Linked DNA regions of Homo sapiens: all the other regions are linked to region 3. Evidence: chromatin loops called from intact Hi-C (ENCODE). Cell type or tissue: endothelial cell of umbilical vein. All regions are shown on one strand.

Evidence for each region. Hi-C counts contacts between places; a loop is a spot of excess contacts. Peaks named below come from ENCODE experiments on the same cell type or tissue, not always from the same donor. Only the 100,000 strongest peaks of a DNase experiment are listed, where the experiment ranks them.
Region 1: it touches region 3 in a loop (3-fold over the local background); 13 of 110 quality-filtered maps call a loop at or near these places.
Region 2: a loop joins it to region 3, with 5 times the contacts of the local background. A loop is called at or near these places in 21 of 110 quality-filtered maps.

What each region holds. Positions count from the first base shown.
Region 1 is chr2:20,606,966-20,614,965 of GRCh38, reverse strand. It overlaps a transcript of HS1BP3 not described here. Among named protein-coding and RNA genes, the nearest start is that of HS1BP3-IT1, 18 kb to the right of the region's middle. RefSeq lists enhancers at 1-10, 5,302-5,801. In endothelial cell of umbilical vein, no CTCF peak of the experiment used is centred here; DNase peaks (open chromatin) are centred at 1,745 and 3,515; H3K27ac peaks cover 2,100 bases.
Region 2 is chr2:20,565,010-20,573,009 of GRCh38, reverse strand. It overlaps a transcript of HS1BP3 not described here. Among named protein-coding and RNA genes, the nearest start is that of HS1BP3-IT1, 24 kb to the left of the region's middle. RefSeq lists an enhancer at 933-1,433. In endothelial cell of umbilical vein, no CTCF peak of the experiment used is centred here; DNase peaks (open chromatin) are centred at 1,479, 3,719 and 5,489; H3K27ac peaks cover 6,181 bases.
Region 3 is chr2:20,511,586-20,519,585 of GRCh38, reverse strand. No RefSeq gene overlaps it. Among named protein-coding and RNA genes, the nearest start is that of RHOB, 69 kb to the right of the region's middle. RefSeq lists silencers at 2,104-2,203, 2,214-2,263, 2,294-2,343. In endothelial cell of umbilical vein, no CTCF peak of the experiment used is centred here; DNase peaks (open chromatin) are centred at 2,445 and 4,515; H3K27ac peaks cover 2,373 bases.

The DNA.
Region 1 (8,000 bases), 95 kb before region 3:
GAATCCCACGCGGTACACAGATATCCACCCTCCTCTGTGGCTGGCCTCTCACTCCTGTGCTCCGTGGCTCTGGCTACTGGGAAGAGCCAAGCAATTTCATGTGTCGGGTCATGCTCAGGCTAAAGCTACAGCTTCTGAAGTGGGATTATGGGCTCAGCATGTGGCCTCGGTAAGCCGACTCTTTATTGCTGACTTTCAGAGGCCTGATGCTTCTCTGCCAACTCAGCACATAGCAGCCGCCTCTGAATGGCTTTTTAAATAAAGCTGGGCTAGCTCTCTCCAGGCCAACTGGCCAATCATGTCGTTTGTTTTCCCACATGCAGAGCTCATCCATAAACACTAAGCACGTAATGGGCACCTACCGTGTGCAGTACCTGTTCCAGGCAAGTTGGAGGAAGCAAAGATGAAAAAACTTGAGCCATTAAAGCCAATTCTACCAGGAGCCATGCTGAGCCTCTAGTTTCACTTCTGTTCTCTGGGCCTTCTGCCTGAACCTCAGGCACAACTAAAGGAGGTGCCTCCTCCATGCGGCCCTCTCTGCCTGTCCTTCCCCCTCTGCCACCTGCCAGCATGGACAGTTTGTTACCTGCAGCCTGGGCTCAGCTTTTGTTCCATTTCCTGGAGCTGCCTTGGCAAAGCACCATAAACTGGGTGGCTTTAAACCACAGGAATGTATTATCTCACAGTTCTGGGGGTCACGAGTCTAAAATCAAGGTGTTAGTAGGGCCATGGTCCCTCTGAAATCTCTAGGGAAGGATCCTACTTTGTTTTGTCCTGGCTTCTGGGGGTTTCCTGGCAACACTTGGGGTCCCTTGGTTTATAGCTGTATCACCCCAGCCTCTGCCTTTGTCTTCATATGAGTTTCTCTCCTCTGTGTCTGTGTCTTCACACGGTGTCTTCTCTGTGTCTGTGCCCAAATTTCCCTCTTATAGGAAAGAATACCAGTCATTGGATTACGGCCCACTGTAATCTGATATGACCTCATTTCCCTTTAATTATACCTGCAAAGGCCCTATTTCCAAATAGGAGCACCTTCACAGCGTCCTTGTGGACATGAATTTGAAGGGACGCAATTCGACCCAGTACAGTTACCACCTGTCCTGAGCACGTGGCATTCAGCAGCAAGCAGAGGCCCATTCCATTCTGCAAGGCATGCCCCCTGTGCCATCCCTGTGTACTCTGTGTGTTTCAGCAGTGCCATGTCGGTTTCACTCCCATGTGAGGGGACGTGTCAGGAGGAAGCTGGGCAGGCAGTTGTGTGTGTAGACACCCACCACGGGCCATCATTATAAAGTTCTGTCCTTTGCAGCTGCTGCCAGACATGTCAAATTCTCTCTATCAAAAGCTGGATCTCTTTATTAAATAGTGAAATGACTCCTTAGATAACATGTGGCACAAACTGGAGAGCTGGTGACACTCAGAGCTATCCTGGCTGGCAGGCGGGCAGCGGCGTTCCTTCCTTCCTTCCTCCAGCAGTGCCCCTCTGGAGAAGGCCTTCCCTGGCTGGACCAGCACTGTCTGTTCAGAGCCATAGGCAGCTGAGTCCTGGGGCTCCCCCTTGCCATCACCCCATTATCCTCTCGCTGGCCTCCGAGGTAGTCGGAAAGGGCTCTGAGGATGCTGGCAGTGGGAACTAAAGGCTTCCGGAGCATGGGAGCTGCAGGCCAACTGCCTTTACTGCTGCCTTCTCAAGCTGGTTTTCTTCCTTTGCTGAGATCGCCCTTGACGTCTCCACAGTGTGTTTCTGTTTTTCCTTTTGGTGTTATCGCCACTTTGCTGATTTTCCCCTAACAAGTGCTCTAGGTCCCAGAGGGCAATGTTTTTCTGGATTAGAAAGTAGAACAGCTGATTTCTTGCCCACCTGTTTCTCAGACATCAGAAGCTGCAGAGAGGCTGAGCTTGACTCAGTCCCCCCCATCCCCAGATGGCTTCATTTTACACCTAGGTTGGTTCCAGGACCCTAAATTGGGCTCTGTCTGCTTGTATGGGTGGCCCTAGGATTTGCATCGGGACCTCACAGTCTATAAAATCCATGGCTGTGGAATGGAAAATGGTGCAGCACTTTGGGAAATAGATTTAGCAGTTTTTACAACAAGTAAACATAAATGTACCACACAAATCAGCAATTCCACTCCTAGGCATATACCTAAAGAGAAAGAGAAATATATGTCCAGTCAAAGGCTTGTACACAGATGTTCATAGCAGCTTTATTTATCACAGCCAAAAAGTGGAAACAATGGAAAAGCCTCTCGGCTGGTGAATGGATAAACTAAATGCAGTAAATCCATATAATGGAATATTATTAGATCACAAAAACGAATGGAGTGATACATGCTGCAATATGGATCTACCTCAAATACATCATGTTAAGTGACAGAAGCTAGACTCAAAAGACCACGTATTGTATGATTCTATGTATAGGAAATTTCCAGGACAAATCTACAGAGACAGAAAGATTAATGGTTGCTTCAAGCAGAGGTTGGAACTAACAGTGACTGCAAAAGGGCACAAAGAATCTTTCCCAGGGTGATAGAAATGCTCTAAAGTTGGCTTGTTGTGATGGTTGCACAATTTGATAAGTTTACTAAAATTGTTCAATTGTACACTTAAAATGGGTGATGTTTACGGTATATAAATTATATCTCAATAAAACTGTTAGGATAATTTAATGATTGGAAAAAGAAGGAAACCAACAAATCCATAGGCAGCAGAGTGCAGAGATTAAAAATGTGAGCCAACTCCTGGCTTTTGGGCTTCCTGGCTGTGTGACCCTGGGCCAGTTACTTAACCTCTCTGTGCCCCAATTTCCTCCTCTATAAAATGGGGGTAATAATTTTACCTGCCTCATTAGGGTAGTATAAGGCTAAATGAGTTAATATTTGTAAAGTTATTTGAACAATACCTGATGCATAGTATTCATTATATGTGTGTAATTAACATTCTGTTGAAATTCTGTTAAGCTGCTGTCTATTGGGCTATGAGGAATCCTAGAGTTTGAGTACTCCCTCTCTTCATCTGAGAGTGAACACCAGACATCTTCGTGGAAAGGGGTGCTGATGGCTTGCTCTCCATGGAGGGTGGTTGTAGGTGCGGGAGGAGGCTGTGCCACCCTCTGCCATCTCTCAGCTTCTCTGAACCCCACGCTGCTGAGCAGGGTGATGGCCTGCTTCTGCTGCCTCACCGTGGGGTGGGGGGCATGGGAATGGGCACATACAAAACCACTGGAGACCCAGAAAGGGGCCCTGGGATTGAGGGACCCTGTGTCCAGGGGGCCCTGGTATGTGACTGGGGACTGGATCCAGGTGGGTCATGGAGGTCTACCAAAGGGAGGGTAGATGGAACGAACTGGAAATGAGCCATTCTGACAAGGAATAATGTCAACAGGACTGCGGCAGCGGGGAGTACATTCCAGCTCACCCCACACTCAGAGCAACAACAGCTCTCCCAGCACCATGGAGACAGGAAGTAAACACATCGGTTTCCCTCTCCTGGTCCCTGAACTTTGCGCACGATGTGGTCAAGTGGAGAGAGGTTTCTGGCAGTCCCAGCGGCCCATGGTCAGGCTGGCCTGTATCCCTTTCTCTTTACCCCTTGGGATTTCCCAGCTTCCTTATCAACCCTCAATCACTTTGGGAGGGAGTGAGCCAGCGTTCCCCCTTCCTTCGAAAAGAAGCCACACACACAAAGACTTAGACACGAATGTTCACAGCAACATTATTCATAAGGGTTCCTCCCCCAAAGGAAACAACCCAAATATCCATCAAACAAACGGTCAATGAACAAGCAAACAGTGGCACATGGATGCAGCGGAATGCTGTGCAGCGTCAAAAAGGAAAAACCCTCTAACAGACATACCACAATGGATATCACAAACATGCTAAGTGAAAGAAGCCAGACCCCAAAACTATATCTTGTATGATCCCACATATATGAAACCCTAGAAAAGGCAAAATTGTAGTGACAGAAAGCAGACCCATGGTTGCCAGGGGCTGGGGATGGGCAGGACAGGAGTGGTTGGCTGCAAGGGGCCATGAGGCAGCTTTTGGGAGTGATGGAAGTGTGCTACGCTGTGAGCATGACTATAAACGTTCACCAAAACTCATCAAACTGTGCACTTAAAATGGGAACATTTGATTATACGCGAATTATATCTCAATATACCTGTGGAAACCACAGTACAAAACTGAACATACTCTTACCATACTCTCCAGCATTTGTGCTCCTTGGTATTTACCCAAAGGAGTTAAAACTTATGTCCTCACAAAAATCTGTACATGGATGCTTATAGCAGCTTGATTCACAATTACCAAGACTTGGGAGCAACCAAGATGTCCTTTGGTAGGTGAATGAGTAAACAGACTGCAGTATATCCAGGTGATGATTCCACTGAGCATTTAATTCAGTGCTAAAAAGAAATGTGCTATCGAGCCATGAAAAGATATGGAGGAAACTTAAATGCCTATTACTAAGTGAAAGAAGGCAATCTGAAAAGGATATATATGTTGTATGATTCCAGCTATCTGACCTGGAAAAAGCAAAACCACAGAGACCATAAAAAGATCAGTGGTTTCTGGGGTTCAAGGGGAAGAGAGGGATGAATAGGAGGAGCACAGAGGATTTTTAGGGCAAAAACTTATCTGTATGATACTCTCATGGTGGATCCGTGGCATTATTCATTAGTTTAAACCTACAGAATGCACCGCACCAAGAGTGAACCCTAATGTATGCTATGGCTCTGGGTGATAAGGAGGCGTCCATGTGTCCATGTAGGTTCACTGGTAAATGTCCCACTCTGGTGCAGGCTGTTGCTGGTGGGCGAGGCTGTGCATGTGTGGGGGCAGGAGGCATGTGGGGACTTTGTACTCTCTGTTCAATTGTGCTGTGAACCTAAAACTGCTCTTTAAAAAAAATCTACTTAAAAATAAAAAAGGAACCACAGGGAGGAAGCTCATGAAGTAGAAGATGCCTGCTGCCCCAAGATACCTGGTATCCCCAGACCATGCCCCACCTTTGGTGATAGCCCCCACAGTCCCCAGGGTACCTGGGCTCCAAGTGAGGCTTAGCAAACGTTTCACTGATGGTGGGAGGGGTTTCCAGTCCAGTAAATGGGAAAAACTGAGTCAAGGGGCTGGGGGCACCCTCTGAGGGAAAGGACACCTCCAGAGTCCTCTGGAGCAATGAGGGGTCAGAATCCTCAATTGGCCTGGAAGTCCTGGCACCAACTGGCCTTTGTTCCTTGACAGCATCTCTCTCCTCCTCTGTACGATTTCCAGCTTTTCTTTTTCTTCCTCTAGTTACCCTGTGTTGTCCTGGACAGGTGAATGGGGAGAATTAACTGCATGGTGGCTCAGGGCCTACTGGCACAGTATGGGATGACACACAGCTGAGCAAATCCACAGAGCGGCTCAGCCCAGCCTTCCCTCCTCTCCCCCACTCCTGGAATGAAGCCAAGAGGAGCCTCAGTATTCGGAAAACTGTTCAATGTGCTCCCTAGAGAAGGCTCCAAGAGCTGAGCTACAACAGGCCTCACGAGAACAGGCCTTTTCCTGGAGGAGAGCTCAGAGGTCCCCCCGGGCCCCTGGAACGGCTTTGAAGTGGCAATCTTACTGAAGGTCTCCACCAGGACCCCTTTGGCTTGGGGAGTGCATGGTCCTTTGCTGGGATGCAGGAAGGCTGCTGTGGGTTCTCATGTGGCAGAGAGCGAGGACTAGAGCCCTGAGAACCTGACTTCTCACAGGCACTATTAGAGCAGCAGGCCAGGATCCTGATGCAGCGCCTGGCGGCCTCTGCCCCCAAGGACGGTGCTCATCCTGCAGCTACCCATGGGTGGAGAGCCACAGAGCAGGGGCCCTTGAACACCTGTGTTTCTTGGATGGGCATCAGTTCTCTCTGGGCTCCTGCCAATCAGGCCAACAAGGTTTTGGGGTTTGTTTTCCCTGTAGCCAGGCGGGCTCAGACATAGCTCTTCTCAGCAAGCCTGACCTCTTAGGCTTTTCAGGACCTCAGCATTTATGAAGTGTGCCTCAGGCCTCTTCATGCTCAGAGCTGTGGGAGAGGGCCAGGGAGGAGAGATGCATGACTAGTTGGAGCCACAGGAGTGAGGCATAGGAACTCCGCAAAAAACTCTTGGTTTGAAAGATAGAGCACTGAATCAGAAAGTGGAGGGCAGAGGTGGGGACTAGAGGATGTGAGTGTGGCAAAGGCTGGAGAACTGGTTTCCTTGGGGCAGCAGAGTGAGCAAGGGTGACAGCCGGACACCCTGGAGAAAGTAGAGGATGAGCCAATGAGAGTCAAGAAAACACTTGGTGAAAGACAGAAATCTTTGCCCGAAGATCAGGAACAAGACAGGATGCCCGTTTCTGCTACTTCTTTTTTTTTTTTTTTTTTTTTTGAGACGGAGTTTCGCTCTTGTTGCCCGGGCTGGGGTGCAATGGTGCAATCATGGCTCACTGCAAACTCCACCTCCCGGGTTCAAGAGATTCTCCTGCTTCAGTCTCCCAAGTAGCTGGGATTACAGGCATGCACCACCACAGCCAGCTAATTTTGTATTTTTAGTAGAGACGGGGTTTCACCATGTTGGTCAGGCTGGTCTCGAACTCCCAACCTCAGGTGATCCTCCCGCATCGGCCTCCCAAAGTGCTGGGATTACAGGCATGAGCCACCACACCCGGCCTGTTTCTGCTACTTCTATGCAATATTGTACTGGAAGTTCTAGCCAGAGAAACTAGGCAAGAAAAAAAAAAGACATCTAGATAGTAAAATAAGCAGGAGAACCACATTTATTTGCAGATGACATGATCTTACATGTAGCTGATACTAAAGAATCTACAAAAAAACTATTATAGCTAATATATGAATTTGACAAAGTTGAAGGATACAATATTAACACAAAATTAGTTATATTTCTATACACACTACAAAAGGAAAATCAAGAAAACGATTCAATTTACAATAGCACCAAACACAATAAAATAACTAGAAATGAATTTAACAAAGGGAGGGGAAGACTTGAACATTGAAAACTATGTAACACCGCTGAAAGAAATTAAATAAAATTTAAGAAAATAAAAAGACATTCCATGTTCATTGATTAGAAGACTTGATATTGTTAAAATGACAGTAATCTCCAAATAGATCTACAGATTTAATGCCATGCTTATCAAAATCCCAATGTGATGTTTTTACAGAAATGGAAAAGCTAATCCTAAAATTTGTATGGAATTACAAGGGACCCTGAATAGCTAAAGCAATCTTCAAAAAGAAGAGCAAAGTTGGAGGACTTATACTTCCCAATTTCAAAAGTCACTACAAAGTTACAGTAATCAAAACAGTGTGGCACTGGCACAGGATAGACATATAGATCAACTGGATGGAATTAAGAGTCCAGATATAAACTCATACACGTGTGGCACTTGATTTATGACAAGGGTGCCAAGACCATTCCATGCAGAATAGCCTCCCAAGAAATTGTATTGGAGGGGACATCCACGTGTAAAAGAATGAAGTCAGAGGCCAGGTGTGGTGGCTCATGCCTGTAATCCCAGCACATTGGGAGGCTGAGGTGGGCAGATCACTTGAGGTCAGGAGTTTGAGACCAGCCTGGCCAACATGGTGAAACCCTGTCTCTTCTAAAAATACAAAAATTAGCTGGGCATAGTCATGGGTGTCTGTAACTCCAGCTACTCAGGAGGCCAAGGCAGGAGAATTGCTTGAACCTGGGAGGTGGAGGTTGCAGTGAGCTGAGACCACACCACTGCACTCCAGCCTGGGCGATGGAGCAAGACTCTGTCTCAAAAAAAAAAAAGAATGAAGTTGCACCCTACCTCATACCATATGCAAAAATTAACTCAACATAAATCAAAGACCTAAATATAAGAGCTATTACTATAAAACTCTTAATAAAAATATAGGGTAAGTCTTCATGACCTGAGATTTGGCCATGGATTATTAGATATGACACCAAGAGCACAAGCGGCCAAAAAAAAATAAAAAGATAAATT
Region 2 (8,000 bases), 53 kb before region 3:
TAGTATTCTGCCTACCACATTCTCTATGTTGCGGTGGCTACCAGTAGGCTGTGGCCCTGGGGACCACAGAGTGATGGGCTATGCTGGCAGACAGGAAGGCTGCCCAGGCCCCTCTGCTCCCATGGGGCTTGGCAGGGAGCAGTTAGAAGTGCAAGGAGCACAGCTGCAGCCCTGGAGCAGGGGCCACCTGTGTTCCTGTCCACAGATTCCTGAGCAGGCCCAGTGACCCCCAAACAGATGGGAAGGACAGGCTGGGAGCTGATCCCCGGGCTCCAGTACCCTGAAGAGACAGGAGGAAGGAGCCTCTGAAGATTACAATAATCACTGCCATTTATTGAAGACCTTCCATGTTCGAGGTACTTTTCTTCATTGTGTAACTTAATCCTTATAATAATTCTAACCATTTTACAGATAAGGATACTGAGGCTCAAAGAGCTTTCATAACCTGACCGAGATCTCACAGTTGAGTGAGAAAAAAAAACAAAATAAGAACTCAGGTTGGTTGGAGGACAAAGTCCTTGGTTTTTCACGACATCATGCTGTCTCTCTGTATAACAAACTTAAAGTTCTAAATCACCAGCATAGGGTGGAGTAGGGTACGGGGACAGGACTCCAGAGTCCTGGGGCTACACGAAGACCTGAGTCAGAAGTCTCTGTAGCCCCATAGCCTGTGTCATCAGGGACGGAGGAAGTGTTCTGATAGGAACAGAGGAAAAATGGCCCCAACCTAGAAATCTTGGTGTTCTGAGCTGGAAGGAGGCAGCAGAGCCTGGAAAGAGCCTGAGCAGAACTACATGAGGGGTTGGCAGCAGAGCCAGGCCTGAGCCCTGCTTCCCAGCCTCTCCCCTGGGCCGCCCTGCCCCTTCAAGGAAAGACTTCAGAACCGAGCCAGCTCTTGAGCCATCAGAAAGGAAAGAGTGCAGGGGGTAAAACCAAAAGCCTCAGTCTCAGTCCCAGCCCTTGCTCTTAGCTCTGTGACTTTAGATATGACTCAACCTCTCTGAGCCTGGAGTCCTTGGAAATAAGATGAGGCAAGAGGGGAGCAGGCCTGCGGGGATCTGAGAGAAGGGGGAATCTCCATTCCTGGCCTCGGTGCTCCGGCCTGCTGGAGAAGAGCAGGCAGGACCATGTCACCTGAGTGGCCTGCATTCTGGCCCAGCCCTTTGGCAGTGGCACTGGGGAGATACCAGGCTCTACTTCGAGCTCGTGAAGTGGCACCTGATGTGAGCAGGTGGACCTGGGGCACTCAGCAGGCTCCAGGGAAAGACTCCTGGGGGAAGCTCTGGTGAGCATGGGCCCAAGGCAGGGGCACAGAAGTACCCATGGGCCAGGATGTGGGCCCCAGCAGGTCCAGGAGGCTGGAGGGAGTGAGCAGTGGGAAGATCTCTCTCTGCTGCTGTCCCTTCTTCTCAGGAGGACCAATACCAGGCATCCGAGGCACGCTGTTTTTCCAACCGATGGCGCCAGTCTGTTTGGCCAATGACCTTTGGAGGGAACCAGGGCAATAAAGTTGGAAATGCCGAGGCACAGGAAAAAGGACACAAAGTCGAACAATGTGGGGAGTGTTCGGCAGGAAGAGAGGGAACAGGCCCGGGCTGCCTCACAGGCCTCTGGCTCCAAGAGTCTGGAGGTGCATGGGGTGGCCCCGGGGCTCAGGCTGTGCTGTGAGGGAGGGGCCTCTGCTAGGGCTGGGTCCCCAGCCTAGAGCTTGCTCCCCAGCCTAGGCCAGGGTGGAAAAACGCAGAGGGAGCAAGGCTGGGGGAAAGGCCTGACAGAATGGAGTGCAGCCTAAGGAAGGGGGTGCTGGGGTACCGTCAAGGAACAGCCATCTTCAGACTTGGGCCTTCAGTTTTGTTTTTTCCTTTAACCGCAAAGTCTAGCAAACACTAAGCCTCAAGGCCTGGTCTATGTCTCAGAGCAGCGGAAGAAGATGGGGACCCTGTCCCAGAAGCCGGACCCTCCCCAGTGTCCTCACTGCCCTGTCATAGGTCTTCCTCTTCTCTCTCCCTGGGTTCTGCAATCCTTCCCAGCCCTCTCCTGGCTCCCTAGTGCCTTTAGGATAAAATCCAAGCTCCCAGCCGGCATCTGAGGCCTTCCATGACCCTGCCCAGGGCTTTCTGGCCTCAGCCCGAGAGAAGCAAGCCAAACAGTGACCCTTTATGCAACAGACCCTGCTGCCCTCCTGGAAGTCACACCTCCAAACTCCTCCAGCTCAGAGAGCCACTTGCTCCAAGCCTCCAGGCCTTGCTGGCTTGTTCCCCTTTCTGAGACACCATTTCTTCTCCTCCTCCCCTAGCAGAATCTTACTAACACCTGGGAACTCACTTGGGCAGTTCTTGGGAACCACCTCTTGCTCTGTCAGCCTGGGTAGCCCCAAGATGTCCTCCATGGCCATCCTAGAATTATCATAAGGCAATTAGACATTTACCCATCTCTCTCCCACCATCCTGAGCCCTTGGGGCTGCAATGGAGGCTCTCTTTTGTCTTTATACCCATGACCAAGTTCAGCTGCCAGGCGACATCGAGTACCAATGAGCCCGGCAGCTAGGAAAGACATGATCAGCAGGACTGACAGTGGCCCTAGGGCTCAGCCGCAGCAAGCAGGTGCCCAGGGAGCATTTATGAGATGCATGAGCCCAAGAGCTCAAGTTCAGCAACCTGACGGCGATCATTTGAAGGCCAGAGAATGGAAGGAAGGTGTTTTCCCTGCTCTAGCATTCTATAAAGTTGGAAAAATGTTTACCCCAGGAGTCAGGAGATAGTGCTTTAAAACAGAAGCGGGACTCCATATTCTGGTGTCCCAGCCTAAAAGAAGGGGGAAAAAAAACTCTCTTTTCAAACGTTTCCATGAGAAGAGGGTGCTGAGGATGAGAGGAGTAGTCTCTGGGGTGTCAAAAGCCCTGGAATTGCTTGTGGCCGGGGTTAGGGGAGTAGACTGATTCAGGTGGGAGCCAGGTGCAGCCCGTTGCATAAAGGATCAATGTTCGGTTTGCTTCTCTCAGGCTGAGGCCAGAAAAGCCCTGGGCAGGGCTGGGGGCAGCCCAGAGGGACTCCTATGAATGACCAGGCAGAGGGTCCTGATCCCAGGGAGGGAGACTGTTGGGGGCTGGGGAGCAGCACCTGCCTGCCTTTTCTGGAAAGTAGAGAGAGGCGGTGGGGCAAATGGGAAGCAGGGCAAGGTTCAGGGAATGTGTGAGGCTTGGGCTTCCTGGATACTCTAGAACTTAGCCCACAGCCTGGCCTGTGACTTGAGGTCCCCTGTGCCCAACTCCAAGGGCACAGGCCAATGGTTGGGAGACTCACTGGGATCAATGGAGTCGGAGGATCAGGAGGACACTGGGAACCAGTGGGGCTGGTGACCGAGAGAGGCATGGCTGTGGGTTTGTTGGTGGACTTAGGGGAAGGGTTGCCAAGTAAAATACTGGTTACATTTGAATTTCAGATCAATGAATTTTTTTAGCCTGAGTATGTTTCAAATATTGCCTGGGAAATACTTAGACTAAAATAAGAATTTGTTGTTCATCTAAAACTCAAATTTAGTTGGGTGTCTGATATATTTCTTTGTCAAATTTGGCCACCCTATGTAGGAGTCAGCCTGTTCTGAGAGGCAGCCACAGTCTGTCCACAGGCCCAATTACAGCAGACGTTTCTAAAACAACAAAAGCCCCAGCAGCTTGCACAGAAAAACAAAATACGTAACTTCCTGAGGACACGTTATTGTCTGAAGGTGGAAGTCTGCGATTTTGAAGGAAAAAACAAAAAGTTTTCTTGTAAGGAAGAGTGAGTCACAGACAGGCTAAACATGTTTCTCTGCCTTTTGGGGGTGGTGGGACATGGGCCTCCCTTTCTCTCTCTCTCTCCTGCCTCCATTCTTTTGGCTACCCGGGAACAAGGCCCAGGCAGGCTGGGCTGGGCTGCGGCTGAGCTGTAGGGCCACTGTCAGTCCTGCTGATCATGTCATTCCTAGCTGCCGGGCTCATTGGTGCCCGAAGTCGACCAGTACTCTGCTTACCCCAGAGAGTCTCCAGCCCACTGGGACCTCAAGCCACAGACCAGGCTGTGGGCTAAGCTTTGGAGTGACCAAGACGGCCTCGAGGGCAATCTCCTTGCCAGCAGTAGAGAGGATGCTGATGAGTCCCTTGGGAGGTCCCAACTGAGCTCTGGGGCTCAGAGCTGGGAGAGGCTGCCAAGATCTGCCTGTCCCTCATCAGGTGGGAACTCTTCGAGATAAGCACTATGTCTTATGGTTCTCCATCCTGTCCCCAACACAGGGCCTGGCCTATCACGGTGAGTGTGGAATGGGATGTGGCCTGGGCAGCTGCCCAGCCCTGGGCCCTGAGCTCCTTCCAGGAGCTGCTGCCACAGACAGGCAGATGTGTCAGCATGGCTGGGCCATGGCAGGCCTGGGAGCCTCCTGATTTGGTTCCTGTCACCTCCTCCCTCACCTCCTGTCTAGTCCCCAGACAAAGGGCCCAGTTACAAGCCACAAGTCTGATCCTGTTGCTGCTCTGCTTAAAACCTGACAGGGCTTCCATCTCACCCCGAGTGAACACTGAAGCCTGACGGCGGCCCAGGCTTGGCCCCTTCCTCCATTACCCGCCCGGCTCCAGCTCCTAGGAACCCCCACCACGTGCTGACCCTGCTCTTCTTGCTGTTCCCTGAACAGACTGGGGTTTCTGCACTTGCTGCTCCTTTTTCCTAGAATGTTCTTCCCCAGGTAGCCACGGGACTCCTTCCCGCCCTCCTCTAAGTCATTCCTGACCACGTGTGAGACTGCAGCCCCCTACCCCGCACCCCCCAGCACCACCTTTCTCCTCCTGTGAGGCTCTTTCTCCTGCTAGAACTGACTTGGGTTTGTGTCTGTCTCCAGCTAGAATGGCCCTGAGTATAGGGATTCATTTCTCTTTTGTTCTAGGCCCTTAGCTTCTAGGACAGTCTGGGCAGTCAGCAGGTCAGGGGTGGTGGGGGTGGTCCTGAGGCACTGAGCGAGACCAGCCCTAGAGGAGCAGGTGAGGAGGGGGCTGGAGCTGCCCTCCTAGGGGACTGACTGTTCAAATGACCTCCAGAGAGCCCCTGGGGACGTTGAGTTCCCCCTCGGTGCTGGGGGCCAGCTGTGGGAGCCACATCTGCATCATTGGAACTCATCTCCTCTTTCTTGAAGCTGCTGCAAACTTGGGGTCAGGTTCCACTGGCACGGAAGGGACACTGTGGGTCCTAAGGAGGGAAGCTCAGCTACTCCCAGGGACTGGGGTGAAAGGGCAAGGTCACAGGTCAGAGAGTGACCTTTCTAGCCTGCGGTCAGTCCTCTGGGCACAAAGGCAGCCTCTCCTCTGTCTGCAGGAGCCTGGAGACTGTCTGGCCCCACGGCATTCCAGGCATTCTTTGGGGTCCTAGTGGCCGGGGGCTGTGTCTGGGGGGGAAGTAGGTCTTTATGCCAGTGAGGAAGTGTCTGGCTGATCGCAGACCCCCTTTGTTTGGCTGCCAGCACCACATGCCTTCCTCAGGCCTCTCTGTCTTAACGAACTTACCAGCAGGGGCGAGGGTGGGTATGGGGACTGGGATACTTGGGGCCGGGCCCTCCTGTGGCCCTGCAAGCACAGAGCCCCTTGATTCCCCAGCGTCTGACTGGCCTGGCCTCAGGCAGCCCAGTAGGAATCAGTGTGAGGGCAAGGCTGAGATGCCCCCAGCTTCTGCCCCCTTGTTCTAGAAGCAGCACCTTACAGGGAATGTGGCTTGACCAGTGGAAGGAACTTGAGTCCGGGGGTCACCCATATTGATGTGAGTCCCGTGCTGCTGCCACTTACTAAGGATGTGACCTTTTCTCAGTAACATCAAGTCAACTCCCAAGTCTCGGTGTTGTCGTCTGTAAAACGAACTAGTAATATTCATCAGATCGTGTTATTGACAGATTAGATGAATCTGTGTGATGGTGAGCAGGGTGGCTTCTAGCACATGCAGGCACCCAATACCCGTGACTTCCATGGTGTCAGGAGATTCTGAGAGGGGGACAGAGTAGGAGAAACTCAATCCTTGTTCTCAGGGGTTCAGGGGCTAGAAGGGTAGTGAAGGGACCTCTAGGAATGGGAAAAGAGAACCTGTGGGGGGCCAGCCTTGGTGGCTCATGCCTGTGATCCCAGCACTTTGGGAGGCTGAGGCAGGCAGATCACCTGAGGTCAGGAGTTTGAGACCAGCCTGGCCAACTTGGTGAAACCCCGTCTCTACTAAAAATACAAAAATTAGCTGGGCATGGTGGTGTGTGCCTGTAATCCCAGCTAGTCGGGAGGCTGAGGCAGGAGAATCGCTTGAGCCCAGGAGGCAGGGTTTGCAGTGAGCTGAGATCGCGCCATTGCACTCCAGCCTGGGTGACAAGAGCAAAACTCCATCTCAAAAAAAAAAACAAAAAAAAAAACCTGTGACAAACTCCATCCCTGGCCTCACAGCTGCCTGTCACTGCAGCCAAGAGAGAAGTGCCTAGAGCTAGAGCCAGAGTGCAGGTGGCCAGAGTGAGCAAGTGATGCCTGCTCCTCCTTGTCTTCCTTGACCAGAGAGCCAGGGAACAGGAGACCCAGTGTGACTCTGAGGGCTTTGGACCCACAGGTGCTCAGGCCACTGGGGCAGAAATGCTGAGAGCTGGGAGTCACCCCACCCGGACCCACATACTACAGATCCCTGGGCAGTTCAGAGACTCAGCTGGGAAGGAGTCAGCCCAAGCAGTGTCTGTGTCTCCCTTAGAGCTGTACCCCGGCACAGGCGGGGGAGATGGGCAGTTATAGGGGAAACATCTTGAACTCTACTGCAGGGGAATAAGTCTGGCTGCCAAAGGAAGGGCTCCCCAAGGAGTGAACTCCCTGTCAGTGCCGGGATGGGGCAAAGCTGGTGAGTGTAGCAGGAGCTGCAGAGCCTCCTGTCCTGGGAAATGAGCTGGGAGTTCCTAGAGGGGCAGGGTGGGCTGTTTGCTAACTGCGACCTTGGTGGAGTTTGTTAAGCCCTTTCCTCATTAGTGAAATAGGGTTGTCATAACTACCATACCAGGAAGCAATGCGTATGTGGTAGCTAGCTTGGAGCGCTCAGCCATGAATGATGGCTGTTCTTTTTCCATGGAAGCCTTGGCCTGTGAGGCAGCACATTCCAGTTCCAGCCCTGACTCTACATCCATCTCACTGCGCAGGCTCCAGCAGGGCTCCGGCTCTCTGGGCTGCTGCTGTCCCGCTATATCCTGAGAGGAGTGACAAAACCCTGCTCTGACCTGCCTGGTGGCTTTGGCTTGGCCCTGGAGAGCCCTGCTCCCTGTTGGTGGAGCAGGATCAGAGGTTCCACATTCATCTTCCAGTGGGATGAGTGCAGCTGTTATTAGACGTACCCTAGTTGCAGGGTGTGCTGACTGTCCCACGGGGTGGGGTTGGCCTGCCCGGGAGGGGCTGTCCCCACCACCACCCTTTCCTAGTTTGTGGGAGGCTACAGATGGCTGCCAGGGTCAAGCTTCAGAGGAGATCTCCTGGGTATCCCTGGGTCAGGGTATAGCAGGTGGCAGGGAGACCCACTCTGTCGAGATCATTAATTGTGGAGAGGGTCTGGCGGGGGACAGGGGATGGCATTCAGAGTGGTCCCTAGGCTGTGTGGGAAGTGGACAGGAGGGTCAGGAAGCAGGGGCCATGGAAGTGCCTGGTCCATCTGGTGGAGGAGCCACAGTCTTGGGTGAGAGCAGGCTGTGGGCGACACGGGGGCTGCTGCCCTGGGTGAGTGTGCAGCAATTGCACCCTGGGTATGGCCTCACCCCATTTTATCCCCTATACACAGCCGGGCACTGAGCTGGGGGCTAGCTCTGCTCTGGGCCTCCTAGTCTTAGGTCTTTGCTGGCTAACTGAGCCACAATTTTGTGTCTTCCCACAGAGACTGTTGGACCTGCTGCTGGGAAGAAGTGGGTAACCTGCTCTCAAGCTCCAGCATTTGGCAGGTTAAGGCCATGATCCCAGTCTGGGCTGTTGCTAATGTCCCTCTCC
Region 3 (8,000 bases):
GAGGCAGAAAGGCTTCCTGCCAAGGTGACTTCCAGGTACAAAGCCCTCCAGCCACAGGAGGTGCAGAGCTGTGTCCTCTCCTCCAGGGGGTTCTCAGAGACACAAGGCTTAGGTGGAGGGAGCAGGAGCCCGCCCTATCTGTCAATCAGCAAACTTTCACCAGATGCCCTGTTTGTGGCCAGCACTGCGCTACCCCAGGAGACAGGAATTGTCAACCCCCAGGCCCCACCATCTAATATCCAGGGCCACTTTTCTTTGTCCATTCTCCTCTTCCTCACTTTCCATCCTGGCCAAGTCCAAACTCAGCCCAACTCAATGGCCAACCTGACAATGGTTCAAGAATGGGGACAGCTCCTTCTCCCTGGGCCTGCCCACATCTGAGACCATTCTTGAGCCCCTCTTTACTGAGATGGTATACTTGGCTGCAGCAGTCAACAAAGGGGGTTCAGGCAGGGCTCCCTCTCTGTGGCAGTTGCTTAATTGGCCCATCACACCAGGCTCTTCCATGGGCACAGGCCAGGATAGGGGTTCTCCTGCCATGGGGATCAGTGAGGATAAGGCATCTGTCTTAGTCTGTTTTTACTGCTTTAACAAAACACCTTAGGCTGAGTAATGTGTAAAGAACAGAAATTTATTTCTTATAGTTGTGGAGGCTGGGAAGTCCAAGATCAAGGCACCAACAGAGAGGTGAGGAAGCTCTCTGTTTTCAAGATGGTGCCTAGTTGCTGTGTCCTCACATGGAAGGAAGATGGTGGAAGAGACTCCCTTCAACCTCAAGTCCTTTTACAAGGGTGTTAATGCCATTCATGAAGGCACAGCCCTCATGATTTAATTACCTCCTAGAGGCCACAAACCTTAATACTGTTGCATCAGGGATTAAGTGCCAATATCAATTTTGGAGGAGAGACCATTACTCAAATCATAGCAGCATCGTTTGCCATTGGATACTCATTGTCCCCCTTATGATCTGAGAAACATTTTAGTCTTTGGAGAAAGGGGACCATTGTTAATGGTGCTCCAAGGCAGAAGACCTAAGATTCCTTGTAAAATGTTGATCTCAGAAGTTCATTTCACTCTTAAATCATTTCAAAAACTCCCATTCTTCCCAGGATAGCCTGGTCTTCTCAGTGTAGCTTACAAGCCCCAGCACAATCCACCCTTTGCCACTCCAACAGAACCCTGCCACTCCACGTGCTCCCTGTCCCCGCTGCAAGCTTGAATCAATTGCTGAATTCTGAGTAGGCCATGCTTGTTGGTTCTAATGCACCTTTGCACAAGCTGTTCCCATCCCCACAACACTCACATCCTTGTCTGTCTAAAAAACTTTTTTTCATCTTCAAACACTCAACTCAAACTTTAGCTCTTCAATAATGTAGTAGAGGATGCTCATGGATGGAGGCCTAGAATGGAGTGTCCCTTTGGAGCTTTGTATCTCGACTTCTGTAAAATTATTAGAGGTAATCAGGGAAATAAATAGGCCAGGCACGGTGGCTTACGCCTGTAATCCCAACACTTTGGGAGGCCGAGGTGGGTGGATCGCCTGAGGTCAGCAGTTCGAGACCAGCCTAGCCAACATGGTGAAACCCTGCCTCTACTAAAAATGCAAAAAAAAAAAAATTAGCTGGGCGTCATGGGGCATGCCTGTAGTCCCAGCTACTCCAGAGACTGAGGCAGGAGGACCGCTTGAACCTAGGAGGCGGAGGTTGCAGTGAGCCTAGATTACACCACTGCACTCCAGCCTGGGTGACAGAGTGAGACTTCGTCTCAAAAAAATAAAAATAAAGAAATACATAATAAATGAACCTAAGTGTGTTTAATTGTCCAAGTCCAAGGTAAGTGCTCCAAATGTACACATACTTAAAGTATAAGTGTATTAAACTGTTAAAGGGGTGGCATGCAGAGCACAGATGTTTGAGTCTCTCCATCCAAAAAACAAAAGAACAAAAAGTAACAATTATTAAGGCATTTAAATAAAGTACCCCATAAGCAGGTGCCTAGGCTGTCCACTGATTGACCCCCATATGGGGGTGAGGAGGAGAGACCCAAATGTTTCTGGGGTGCTGGGACCATTCTAAAATCCACTGACCAGGATGCTCTAGGAAAATGAGTGGCGTCCACAGTCCCCTGCTTGATGTTTGGCTTTACTGGGTGGGGTGAGGGCCTAGAAGCTGGTGGGAATGGGGGTGTTAACAGTGAAGGCCTTTCCTGAAGAAGGCAGAGGGTCTCTCTAGCTTCTTTCCCTCCAAACAGCACTCCCCACCCTCCCGCCCTGCCCTGCCCTGGTGTTCCTGCCAGGCCCGCAATGAGAGCTGCTCATTGGCCTCCTTCTCTGGCTCTGCACTGAGCCAAGAAGGATCGGTCAGGCTTGCAGCTGAAGGGGAAACAAAAGCTGTTTTCATGAAAGACGGTATTGATTCTGTTTTTAAAAAGGACGAAACCCCACTTCTGAAATGAGTCACTGTGGGAAGGATTTGAAATGTGACATTTTTCTTTTCATCTCTTCCTTTCCTTCTGAAATTTCAAAGTTGAGCCTGGTAATGGAAGTAGGTAAAGATTTAACCAAGTAAGCCTTTAGGACATTCCTTCCCGCTCCCCCGCCCTTTATTTATTAACTCTCAAGAACCATGTGGCACAAACAAAAGTGCTTGAGGTCTGAGTGCCAAAAGACCTGGATTGAGGTCCCAGGTTCACACGACCTGGAGGCTTTCTTCCTCCATGGGGCACCTGCAGTATCTCTGGGGGTGCCCAGCCCTTCTGGGGTCTCCAGCAAGCACCCTGATTCTGACCCATGCAGGGGACAGGCAGTGAGCAGGATGACAGGCTTGCCTGGCTGAGGAAGCCAGCCCATGGCACCTGCTCATGCCAGGAGGCACATCTAAGATGCCCCGCAGCTCCACAGACCACTTCAGCCAGCTGGGGATGCGGAGGAGAACAGAGTGGCCTCCTCCCCCGAGCTGTGTTTGTGGGGCTGTTTGATGTTTCCCTAAATAGGTATCAGATTGAACATTTTGAAAGATCCCACCTTATGTAAGTGTTACCCTCTAAAATAGAAACTCTACTTCATATTATTTTCAGCTTTCTATGAAATGAGCCTCAGATCCCTCCAAGAGCCCTTTGTCTAAGGAAGAGGGGGCTGGGGGTGGGAAGGCAGAGATCCAGGGAGATTGAGGTTGTTTGCCTGTTTTTAGAATCACAGACTCCCCAGGTTGGAAGGACCCACACAGTCATTTCCGACAGTCCTCTGGCTCCAGGAAGGACCATCCTTGAAACTGAGTAGGAGAAGGGCCTGCTCCCACTCTAATAAGTTAGAGTTAGGTTCCTGTGGCCTACGGGTGTATTGGCCTCTTTGTACACAACCAGCAGGATTCTCGCTGCTATGGGCTGAGGGTGCACAGACTCTGCTCTCACCATCTTCATCTGCACTGGGCTCGAGCTATCTAACCTCACCACTGCCACCTCTTCATCCCTCTGCAGGGATGTGCTGGCACTTCCCTCTGCCCTGCTCCCACACTGTAAACCCACAGTGCCAGGTAGATGGCAGGTGCTTAATCAATACTTGCTGGGCTGAATCAGTCCATGCACTGACTAGCCTGCCCAGTTTCAAAGCCTCTCCGTGGCACTTCCCAGTGTGCCCGCCACCTCTGAACCCCCCGTGCCTGGTTAGCACTTCTAACTGCTTCTAAGCTTTGTCCCACCATCAAGCTTCCAAGAGCTTTGCCATCAGCTGAGCAAAGAAGAAGCTCCAGAGCCGCCTAAAACCCAGTCAATTTCAAACAGGAAAGGCCTCCATCTGGTGCCACTCTTGGAAGACACGTGACTTCTTACCTTTCTTGCCTGGCTCCAGGCAGAGGATACTTGGGGACACCTTCACACACTACCTCTCCCGCCCAACCCTGCTCATGTCCACTCCCAACAGGTGGCTGGGTGTGTGCGCATCTGAGACACTCACCTGCTCTTTTCCTCTCTGACTGTCGGGTGACCCCTTAACCTTGCCATCACAGGGTGTCCAACCCGGGGGGATTCTGGCTGCTGTGCTCTCATGCTGCTGTTAGGATTCACTGCAGGGCATGTGAGTCACATGACCAGGGAGGGGAACAGCAGAAAGGAGTCTGCTATGGTTTGGCTGTGTCCCCACCCAAATCTCATCTTGAATTGTAGCTTCCATAGTCCCTACGTGTTGTGGAAGGCACCCGGTGAGAGAGAGCTGAAAACATGCAGTTTCCCCCGTACTGTTCTCATGGTAGTGAATAAGTCTCTCAAGATCTGATGGTTTTATAAGGAGTTTCCCCTTTCACTTGGCTCTCATTCTCTTCTCTTGTCTGCCGCCATGTAAGACATGCCTTTCGCCTTCTGCCATGATTGTGAGACCTCCCCAGCCACGTACACCTGTGAGTCCATTAAACCTCTTTTTGTTTATAAATTACCCAGTCTTGGGCTTTATCAGTAGTGTGAAAACTGACTAATACAGAGCCCTTACCTCACACTCAGTCAGGGCACGGCCCCAGCGCCTGCCTTCCCTGACTATGCGTCACTGCAGGGAAACATGCATTCCAGAGGGCTCAACAGGAAACCAGAGGGATGAAGTCAGAAGCGGGAGGGGCTTCCAATTTGACTCCCAGTCCTAGCCCCTGCCTGGCTGAGATACCCTGAAAAAAACAGCAGCACTCCCCTGCCTCAGTTTCTCTGTCTGCAACAGGGGAGCACAGAGAATTTTTCAGATGGCTGAAGTGTGGCTGACTCATGCTGTCTTCTGTCCCCAGACTGACCCCAATTGGGCCATCATCTATGCGGAGGTCTGTGTAATGAGTTTTTTTTCCTCCTAATAGGAATGCTCCCCCAACAGGACTATCTGTGCCCTTGAACTGCTCTTCTTGAGTCCTTTGTGGCAGTGCCATGTGATAGGTGTAGACCATCTTTCCCCCTGGAGCATGTGCTCTGTGAGGCCCCCAGTGTGTTCATGGCTCTGTTTACAGGACCTAGAAGAATGCCTCATGCACACTGGGTGCTCGATATATATTTGCTAATGGAATAGGTGGTGCTTCCTGATGGAGCAGTCACCGTCCTTGGGTTGGCTGGGGGCTGTCCTGATTACCCACCTCAAGCTTGACTATAGAGAAAACCAAACCAGCCCCAGGGAACTCAGACCTGAAGGGGCTTCCAGTGGTGGGGCCAGACGGCTACATGGAGAGCTAGAAAACAGGTGTCAGAGAGAAGTACCTCAGCAGGAGCACACAGCTCTCAGGAAACACGAAGCAAGGTGTCAGGGAGGAGGTGGAAAGGGACTGGATGCAGAGGAAGGGCAGGCTGTGTTCAGGCGACGCGTTTGTGGGTGGCATCCAGGTGCCAGGCTGCCTGTGTCCTGTGGCTGCCACAACAAACCACCACAAACTTGGTGGCTTGCAGCAACAGAAAGGTGCCGCCTCACAGTCAGAAGTCCAAAGGCAATGTGTCATCCAGGCCAGTCCTTTCTGGAGGGTCTGGGGGAGCACCCGCTTCATGTCCCTCTCCTTGCTTCTGGAGCTTTCTGGCAGCCCTTGGTGTCCTTGGCTTGAGGGCATCACCCCAGCCTCGGCCTCTGTTTTCACATGGCCTTCTCCCTGTGCATCTCTGGGTCCCTGTGTCTTTACATGGCTGTCTTATAGGTCATTCGTCATTAAATTTAGGGCCCACCCCAACTGGTACAACCTCATTTTAACTTGATTATATCTGCAAAAACTCTATTTGCAAATAAAGTCACTGTCACAGGTACCAGGGATTAGGATCCCAACAGGTCTTTTGAGGGGAACACAGTTCAAGCCACAACACAGTCACAGCAGGTAGAAGGGATGGTATGGGCAAAGGGTCCTGAGGCTGGCAATGTCCCCAGGCGTTGGAGAGCATGAAAAGTCTGCTGTGGCTGGGGCACAGGGAACTGGGAGACAACAATGAGGACGGACGGATAAATGGGGGAGATTATAGAGAACCTTGAGTTCTCAGCTAACGGGTCTGAACTTTTTCAGCAGGTAAGTGGGAGCCACAAAAAGGTTTTTTTTGTTGTTGTTTGTTTGTTTTGAGATGGAGTCTTGCTCTGTCACCCAGACTGGAGTGCAGTGGAGCGATCTCAGCTCACTGCAACCTCCACCTCCCGGGTTTAAGCAATTCTCCTGCCTTAGCCTCCTCAGTAGCTGGGATTACAGGCACCCGCCAATATGCCAGGCTAATTTTTGTATTTTTAGTAGAGACAGGGTTTCACCATGTTGGTCAGGCTGGTCTTGAACTCCTGACCTCAAGTGATCCACCCGCCTCGGTCTCCCAAAGTGCTGGGATTATAGGCGTGAGCCACTGTGCCCAGCCCACAAAAGGGTTTTGAGTGAGGGTTGGTGAGATGTGTGGAAGAAAGATCACTCCAAGGCAGGCAATGAGGAATGCAGAGTGGAGGGGGCCGCGTGACCCTGGGAGACCCACTGGGAAGCTGTCGAGGCAGCACAGATAGCAGGGTGGGAGTGGTGGGGAGGGAAGGAGGCCAAGTGCAGGAGAAACAGAAACCAACATAGTGTTGTTTGGGGAAACGGGGAGGAAATTGTGTGAAGAAAAAAAGACCCTCAATAGGATGGGATGATGCTTAATCTGATAAAACGGTGGCATTTACATTTCAGATCTTTCTTTTTTTTTTTTTTTTTTTTTTTTTGAGGTGGAGTCGCCCTCTGTCACCCAGGCTGGAGTGCAGTGGTGCAATCTCGGCTCACTGCAACCTCCACGTGCTGGGTTCAAGGGATTCTTGTGCCTCACCCTCCCGAGTAGCTGGGATTACAGGTGCGCACCACCACACCCAGCTAATTTTTGCACTTTTAGTAGAGACAGGGTCTCACCATGTTGGTCAGGCTGGTCTCAAACTCCTGCCCTCAGGTGATCCGCCCGCCTCAGCCTCCAAACGTGCTGGGATTACAGGCGTGAGCCACCGCGCCCAGCCACATTTCAGATCTTGATTCCATGTTTGTTCAGCTCTGAGGCTTATGCCTTTGGGAAGGTCCAGGCAGAGCATGCAGCCCAGGTCACCCTCGGGACATGATGGCTTTCAGCGTGGCTCCTGGTGGCTGTGGTAGAAGAACGGGAGCCCTGAGGGGATAGAGCTGCAAATCTCTAATGGCAGCTCCCGCCATGGCGGAGTTGGGGTGGTGAGGGGGGCCGTAGGGCCCAGAAGCCCCACTTTGGGGTAGCAGTCTCTGGGTTGAGTAGTCAAGGCCTGATGATCCAGGGGACCCTGTCAGCTTTGGGGGCTCAGTGAGAGGCCGGCTCTGACCACTCGGGGTGGAGGGGAGAGGCCATTCCTGGGTAGACAGCTTGCTCCTGGTAAGTGAGCCACACAGGACATAGCCATGCATCCGCCATGCCTGTGGTGGCTGCCAGCTGAGCCTCACACACATGCCCCAGAGGCAGGGGCTGGAAACTGGGGGCATCCTGTCCACTCCCAGCCACCCTGGTTCTTCTTCCCCATGTGCTCCTCTCCTCTCCCATGCAACTGAACGGTCCTCACGGTTGCACCTTCATGCTGGCCTTTCTCTCTAGGTAAGGGGGAAATTACACCAGCTGAACGTAATTCCCTGCACAGCAAGTTGGGCCTATTGACTCATTGTTCTTAAAAAGGCAGAACAGACTGTGGACATGGGGCCTGAGAGAAAGTGAGAGGCAGAAAGACACAGCAATGGGGAGGGCGGTTCACCGGCCCTCCCTCCTGCATCCACAGGCGGTGGGCTAAGGGGCTCTTGCCCGATTTAGAATTGTGCGCCCCAGCCCTGTAGACTCTCCCCTGTGCCCCGTAACTCTACCCACTTACTCATTCATGAAATAACCTAACCTAAAGCACCTACGATGTGCCAGGCCCTGTTCCAGGGACTAGGGACACAGCAGTGAACAAGACAGGCAGGTGTCCCCTGTGCAACTGTCACTCGGTGGGAGTTGTCAGAGCCAAGTCTACAGAGAAATGAATACCGTCAGACAGATCAGGCAGCAGGCAGCAGTGT